Regions from separate parts of the Mus musculus genome. Here region 1 is linked to region 2. The links are chromatin contacts, found by Hi-C or POLR2A ChIA-PET in ENCODE. All regions are on one chromosome and are shown on one strand. Each heading gives the region's core, a stretch centred on a gene start or an enhancer-like site at or near the end of the contact. The rest is flanking DNA. Distances are from core to core; before and after follow the strand shown.

Evidence for each region. Hi-C counts contacts between places; a loop is a spot of excess contacts on that map. ChIA-PET counts read pairs that join two places held with the same protein, here RNA polymerase II (POLR2A).
Region 1: POLR2A ChIA-PET joins it to region 2 with 48 read pairs in Patski. The contact joins the promoter of Cdk18 here to the promoter of Elk4 in region 2. A Hi-C loop is called at or near these places in 6 of 37 maps with a recorded cell type or tissue (Patski, T-helper 17 cell, T-helper 2 cell and 1 more). POLR2A ChIA-PET finds 5 or more read pairs at or near these places in 4 of 5 experiments (Patski and embryonic stem cell).

Annotation. Positions count from the first base shown.
Region 1 is chr1:132,138,374-132,142,574 of GRCm38, forward strand. It overlaps Cdk18 (cyclin-dependent kinase 18), which reads right to left and starts at 1,312. Exons shown (of 16, transcript NM_008795.2): 1 at 1,037-1,312.
Region 2 is chr1:132,005,244-132,008,967 of GRCm38, forward strand. Elk4 (ELK4, member of ETS oncogene family) reads left to right here and starts at 2,377. Exons shown (of 5, transcript NM_007923.3): 1 at 2,377-2,697.

The sequences.
Region 1 (4,201 bases), core at 62-2,561, 130 kb after region 2:
CCCACCTACCCCGCCTCACTGTGGGCTATGTGCCTCCATTGAATCTCACATCTGATAGGGTGGGGGCTTTGCGACCCACGGGGCCCAGGCCACACAACACAGCTGGGTAGGCTGGGGAAGATTGCTCAAGGCCGAGCTGGGATGACAAAGAGGGGCAGATGGCAGCAGCCAGAACTCAGAAGGTTCTGAGGACTGCCCCTATCCCACAATTCTACCCCTGCTCCTGGGAAAGCTTAAGAGAAATATATGAGGCCGCTGGAGCCTAGAGGGGTGCTGACCCCTCAGTACAGGGAAAACAACCCCAAGGCCATCAGGGGCCTGTCCCCCAACCGCGTGGAACAGAGCCTCTGACCCACCCCATTTTCAGAGTCCTGTTTGTGACCTCCAAACAGAGCAGTCAAGCCATGCGTTTGAAGAGCGAGCCACCCACCCTCCTTTCCCACACGCTATCAACCGCTGTCCACAGGAGGGGAGGATCATTGCTTCTCTGGACTTAGCCCAAGAGAAGAGACACGTTCCCTAGCGACTCTCCTCACCACGCAGCCAGCGCTCGGGGCTTCACCTGTCCTCAGTTTTCCCCAGGTCTCTGGCCTACCACCCATGGCCTGTGGGGCTGGAAAGTTCACGAAAGCCCAGAAAGCTCTTCGAGGTGGCAATCTGGCCCTACACTCTCCTGAATCCCTTCGTTATCGGGACTCCTGACCCTTGTCCTTCCCATAAGGAAAGCACTTAGCGTCTGGCTTGTGCCTGGGAGGGGAACTTTTGCGTTTGTAGGGTTCCGACGGAGGTCAGGGCCAAAGGGAGTCCGGGATCCAGAGTCCCCGCGGGGCACGCGTTCTGCCTCAGCACCTGGAACTTGGGAGTGGCTTTCCCAGGGCATCCTTCACCCCACACACACACCAAAAAAATAAATAAATAATAAAAAAATAAAACGCAAGCGCGCCTGCCGAGCGCCCATCGCCTATGGCAGCTGGGGAATTCTGCCCAAATCTCCAGCGCAAAGGCAGTCGGCCCCTTTAAGGACCGCCCGGCTTACCTTTGCTCAGCTTGCCCGGCGCGGTGCCCCTCTCTGGCCGCCGCGGCGGACTCTGCGCGTGTCCCGGTCGTGGCGAGCCGGCTCCCGCCCTCCGCGGCCGCGCTGCCAGGCTTAGGTGCCCTGCCCCGCGCCCCGCCGGGGTCCCTACTCGGGACCCTGGCTCTTCCTGGCCCTGGAAAGGTGAGCGGTTTTCCCCCCAAAGAAGCTGTAACCTGAGCTGCGGGAGAAGGGAGAAGGGAGGGGTGCAGGAAGGTGGGTAAGAGGAGGAGGAAGGCAAAAGCCGGGCCCCAGCCAGAGTTTTTCACGTGTACAAGTTGACTCCGCCTTTGTCCGGACCGGCCCTGCCCACAGTCACTGCCAATCCCTTGCTCTCCCTCTGTCCCAGGGCCACCCCTTTCTCCCACTCTGGGAACTAAGGCCTGTGCTTCTTCCTGTTCCCCTCATAAGCTGGCCCTAAACTAAGTACAGGGTGAGGCCCTTTAGCCTGGACCACACCGGACAGGTCTCTGTCTCTACCCAACCTGCTGAGTGCCAATTTCGGGGGGTGGGGGGAGGGTAGTGGGGGCAGCGCCTAGCACCTAAGAGCTAATGTGCGATCTCAGGGCACAGGGCCTCGCCTATTCTCCTCTCTTTTATGGAGTGTGAAATTGTCACTTACCTGATAATATCTCCCTGATCCCTTCCCCCATCTCTGCCTCTCCATGGCCTGGAGGAAGAGTTCCTTCCCACATAGCATCCCTCTTCCACTATGAAGAGGAACAACTCTGTCCTTTTTGGCCAAGTGAATCAACTAAGAAGCTTTGCAGATAGGCAATGCTAAGTCAGGTCTCGGTTTACACAAGGGGAAACTAAGTCTCAGAAAGGAGACTGAAGAAGCCCAAAGTCCTACAAGGCTTAGAACCCAGGTCAAACATCATTCTCCCACACTGTCTAACGTCAGGGGTCAAAAACCACCACCAGGGGCGCTGGAGAGATGGTTAAGCAGTCCTGAGCAGTTACTGCTCTTGCAGAGGACCCCGGTTCCGTTTCCAGCACCCGCATGACTGCTCACAACTGTCTATAGCTCCAGTTCTAGGGAATCTGACACCTTCTGATCCATGGTGCCAAGAACATATGTGTTAGATACACACAGCTGTGGGCGAAATTCGCGCGTGCACACAAGCTAAATATAAATAAACCTTTTGTTTGTTTAAAGCACGCCACAAAAACGCTGGGGTGGGCTGAGGGTCAGCCTTCTTATGCTGGGGCCTTTTTATCCTTGCTTCCGGTGCTCTGCCGGGACTACATCAAAGAGGTCCTTGCCCTCTGTTCTTTTAGCAGATATGGCACATAGCTTCTGCAATCTGGGTGCCCTTGAGAAGGCTGCTTTGAGGAGAATGTGGTGTTGGAAAGAGGACAGTTTTCTTCTAAAAGACAGAGTCCTGAGGTCACAGCCACATGAGAGTGACTTATGGGTGGCTGACATCCCACAAGGGCCTACCAGCTCTTTGCTACCTTCCCTACCAGGGCATGGAGATTTTTCTGGGAATGAGTGTTTTATGCAGCTGTGGCTGCTACAAGCTGAAGGGCTGCAAAGAGTGCCTACAGCCAAGCCTCTGGATTTGGGACAGAGGATACCTGTCCTGTTCCATGAGTAACTAGGAAAACCTAGGCTTAGGCGTGGTGGGGAGGGCCTGCACTCAGGAGGAAGAGGCAGGAGGATCACTATAAGTTCAAGATCAGCCTGGTTTCCCCAATGAATTCTAGGCCAGCCACGGAGTGAGACATGCTCTCTAGAAGAGGAGGAGGAAAAGAAAGGGGGAGGGGGAGGAGAAGGAGGGAGGAGGAGGAGGAAGACAATGACAAAGACAGGGAGCAGGGAGGCTATGTCAATGCCAGGGAAGGTTGGAGGGCTGGACTATGCCTAAGTATTTAGAGGATTAGAGAAGATGGGGCCAAAGGGTAGAATTTCAGAGAGCCAGGGGGTAAGGTCAAAAGGTCTCAATAAACAGTTTCTGAACATCTTCTGCATGTCAAGCAGTAATCAGGTTTCTGAGCCCAGAGGATAAATAACACCCTGGACCCTCCCCTCCAGGAGTTTGTACGGAAGGGAAGCAAATGAGAAAGACGCTTAAGTCTGCTTTCCATTGCTATAACAAGCACCTGAGGTAACCAGCTTATAAAGAGAATGTGGAGGGGGGAAGAGGGAGGAAGGGGGAGGAGAGCATGCTTTTGGAGGGTCCAGTCTGTGAACAAATGACTGTCGCTTTTGGAACTATGGCAGTGTATGTCATGATTGGGAACAGGTGGAAGATTGAAGTCACTCATCTCGGAGCTTGAGAGTCAAAGAGAAGAGAGGGTGGTCTGGGGCCCCACTACCCTCAGGGGTCCATGCTCAGTGACCATCGGACCCTGACTCCAGGGTTTTGCCCCCTGCAGCCACAGGATGGCAACTGAGCCTTCAGAACACGGTCCCGTTGTGCACTAATACAGTGCAGAGGTCAGTGCTGGGTGACCGCCGGGGACAGTCCCCGTGCTCCGTCTGAGCTGAGGGTCACAGGAAGAGAACAGAGGTGATTCACGGTTCAGCAGGGTGACACGGAGCAGCACGGAGCAGCTCAGGAAAGAGATCTCACCAGGTCACCTTAGGGCACCCTCTCCAGCGGCCGGGGTCAAGGTCAGAAGTCAAGCCTGGTGACGAGTGATACAGTCTTAGACTGTGGCACCCCAGTAGCAGAGAGAGGAGGACCTGATTTGAGGGATGGTTAGAACATTCGTAGAACCGTATGCCTGTGCTACCAGAAAAAAAAAGAGTAAAGAGAGTCCAGGCTGGACAGGGCCCTGGGGCTTTAGTGTGCCTTCATACTCAGCTCTCTTTACTACTGTGTGACCTTGGGCAAGTGACCTAACCTTTCTGAGCCTGATTTTACACCCTATAGGACAAAGACACTAAAGTTAATCTCATGCATCTGTGGTGCAAATCAGAGACAATAAATGCTAAAGACCTAGCCCAGGGCTTGGTTCACAGACTTGACAAGCAGTAAAGATGGTTACCGTCATTGGTCCACCCAACAAGCATTTAAGAAGCCCTCGCTGTATACTACTGTCCTAGGTCCTTCTGCTCAAGCCCTGTTCTCATGCAGTTCACTGTCCACGGAGAGAGAGGTGTGAAGAGGGACCGTCATG
Region 2 (3,724 bases), core at 1,127-3,626:
AGCAAACATCAGGGAAAACCAGTAACTCAAACTCTGACCTGTCTGGCAACCTGTTAAAGAGAAGATGACAACTGATTTCTTCAGAGGTTTGTTCAGCAGTCACAATTTATTAATGGCCCTACACTCCTTGGGCTGCTAGTTCAATTATTTTCCCAGACCAAGTGTGACTTGTTTCCTTTAAGAATTATAGCTATGCAGTGCTGGAAAGATGGCTCAGTGGTTAAGAGTGCACATTGCTCTTCAGAGGACCTGAGCTGGGTTCTCAGCACTCACGGGGGTGGCTTACAACAGCTTCTAACTCCAGCTCCAGGGGATCTGGGATCTGATACTCTTCTCCTTCTTAGGTAGGTACTGGCCAGGACCCTTCCTTTTTGTTGATTATCTTCCATAATACTGGAAGGTGCTATGTAGGTTCCTGGGGGAAGTAACACCCAGATGTGAACTCCATGAGCCACAGTAACAACTGGCTTGGCAAGTACAATAGTGCCATGAAAATTATGGAAGCAACCAACTGTTTCCTGGTTGGGCTGAAATTCTACTCTACAGGATAACTGGCCAAGATCCAGCTGCTGGGGAGCTCATAGCTCATAAGTAATTCTACTATTATTGTGTTAAATGGACATAGCATCAGACTGCCCTGAAATAGTTATCACACCAATAGATTAGTGCAACTCTCAGTGCTCTCTAGAGAAGCTCCTTTTTGCCTTGGACGCCAGATAATACAGAGTCACATCTGGTCCAAGTGCAAAGAATCAATGTCTGTGAAGTGCTCAACCATAAGTTGAATATTTATAGCATGTCACCACCACCCAAGGTTCAGGGAACACTGAGGAGGAGGAGAAGGAGGTGGTGGAAGGATTTTTAAGAGCCAGAAGTCTGGGGTGACTGGACTCTTCTGGGCATGACCACTACACTCATGCATTTACAGAAGCCATGGTTGCCTGTTAAAGATCTGTACAAGAGCAAGCAGTTGACATTCCATTGTGAACAGAGCATAGACGCCCCGCCCCTAGCTGAAGAGCTATTGGCCTTTGATGGGTGCCAGAATGAGTCAGTTTTCTTTAGAGGTGGGTCCCTGACCACGATCTAGTGGACTAGTGGACTGTCTCACATCCAGGCATATATGGGCAATACTAACTGGACTCACTGGGTTAAGAAACAATGAAAAAGAGGGCACATAGGGGGATCTGGGAGGAGTCAGAAAGGTGAGGGAGGGGGACTATGTTTAAAATATATTGTATGCATGTATGAAATTATCAAAGAAAAAATTATATATATAGATATCTGTATCTATATATCTATATAGATATCTATAGCTATATATATATGAAACTGAGCTTGGTGTTAAAAGCCTGTAAATTCATCACTTGGGAGGTGGAGGAAACAGGATCAGGAGTTCAAAGTCAACCTCAGCTCGGACTTCATGAGACCTTGCTTCCAAACACAAATCACATTTGTAAGAACCAGCTTACGCTTAACATCCTCATAATGTTGATACTGAGACAGGGTTGCTGAGAGTCCAACCCCAAATTGAGTGGCACAGTCAATCCCATGAGAGCTTTAAGTACAGAAACTGTCTCAAAAAGCCTAAGTAAACAAACAACACACTCATTCGTTTAGTGGGGCAGGGAGACAAAATGGAACGCTCAATTGCCTCAGCTGCGAACACTTGTGAACCTTGGAATTGGGTGTTGATTTCTGCATCCCTTCTTTGGATGTTGCAAGTTTTGAAAATTAGGTTTTCACAGTGACTTTACAGGCAATGAATTGGGTGTTTCGGATTCTTAAGTAAAGTCACTTAGACTGGACGTGGTGGTGCACATCTGTAAATATCTGTAATCCCACCACTTGGGGCCAGGAGTTGAAGCAGAAGGATCTCCTATGAGTTCAGAACAGCTAGAGCTACGTGTTAAAATACTGTTTCTAAACCAAAAAAAAAAAAAAAAAGAAAGAAAAAGAAAAAAGAAAAGAAAGAAAGAAAGTTAAAGCTCTGGACCAAGCTAAGTTGGTAAGGGGGAAAGCTTTTCCCATTCTAGAGAGACCATTCGTCAATGATTCTGATCAAGTGGTGGTGGTAGCTCGCAATGTAAACCAGTGGGCGTCGTCCTCACACGTCAGCTCCGCCGCCACAGCCCTGGGCCCAGATTGCTACCCCGAGAGCCCTAAGCAGGACTTTGGGCCTGCGAGGAAGTACGAATGTCCGGCAGAGCAGGAGTCCCCGGAGCGAGTGCACGGGACGGACTAACAGGGTACGTACGGGAGCCCCGGGCCAGAAACAAAACACTGGCTTTGGGGCCCGGCCCCTCCCCCGGAAGTGACGCTCGCGCTGCTTCGGCGTCGAGGAAGGGCCCCGGCAGTGCCGGGGGGGGGGGGTTTGAGAGTGGCGGAGGCCGCGGAACGACGGGAGACGGCGGCCGTAGTGAAGAACGTCGAGCGCACGCACGGCGAGTGGCAGCTTAACTATAGCCACTTCGCCGTCCCGGCCGCGTGTGCGAGGGCGGGGCTCGAGACCTGCGGCAGCGGGAGATGCGGGCGGCTGCGGGCACGCGGCTGGCTCGGCTCGGCCGCCGCTTTCTCGGGCCCCGGCGCGGGGGTCGCCACTGTTCGCCGCGCGGTCTTTGAGGTCCGAGTGTGAGGAGCGGTGGGCGACAGAGTCTCGCACCGCGTTCAAGGCCGAGGAGTCCCGTGCCCTGCCTGGTGAGCAGCACGCCCACGCCCCGTCGGGGTCTCGCACCACCGCCCCTCAGCCAGGTTTCCGCGCGGGCCGGGCGGAGGTTGCGGGCGCGGCAGGAAGTGCACCGGGCGGAGGGAGGGGCGGAGCTTGGTGGCGGGAGGGTGGGACCTGGTGGGTGGGCGGGGCCCGCTGGCGCGCTCTCCTTGGGGGAGCAGCTCGGTGGAGCTCAGGTGCTCGCCGGAGCGCCCCCTCCGCCTTGCCCGCACCTCGGTGGGTCGTGAGAAGTCCCTTGGGCGGAAGGTGGCAGCGGTTTTTTGTTGCCTGGGTGGGGCAGAGGGGAACGGTTTTAACTTGCCGGAGTGGCAGGAAGTTGGAAAGTGAAAGTGCTTTCTTGGCTCGCCCACGGGCCGGAGGTCTGCGTCTCCCCGCACTTTGATCTCGGGGCGCGCGGCCTCACGCCGCATTCTTCCCTTCCCCAAGCTCGCTGTCCATCCGGCCACAGGTTTTTCTTTCTCTACTTTTCATCAGTCCTCCTCGCTTCCTGTACAGCTGTGGCAAGCTTTTCCTCGGAAAAGCATTGGAAACATCTTTGAGGGGAGGAGTTTTAACGGGCATCGGCAAGGAAATAAGGGGGAATTTGTTGGGTGAACTCAGAAGACACGGTTGGCATTTTCTCGAGCCCTTGCAATGTGAAGGTTAGGTCATTTAAGTAAGAGTCTTTCAGTAGAATGGCTGCCGTTCTAAGGTCAGAGCTCTTCTCTCTTCCCCCCCATGCACAGAACGTGGGGCTTCTGTATTTCCGGCTAGGAGTGGTGTTTTTAAAAGAGTATGATTCAACTTTTCCTTGTAGGAACTCTTTGTTCTTTGATCTTTGGTTTTATTTTAAAATGGAAACTGCTTACGTGGAGTTTGTTACATTTTTGGGGGGGAAATATTGTCTTAACTTTTGGGACACCATTATATATTTGAGGCAGGGGATGTACTCTTCAGTCACCAGCACAAAAAGGTAAAAAAAAAGTATACATTTAATATCCTCTTGTGGCTCTCACC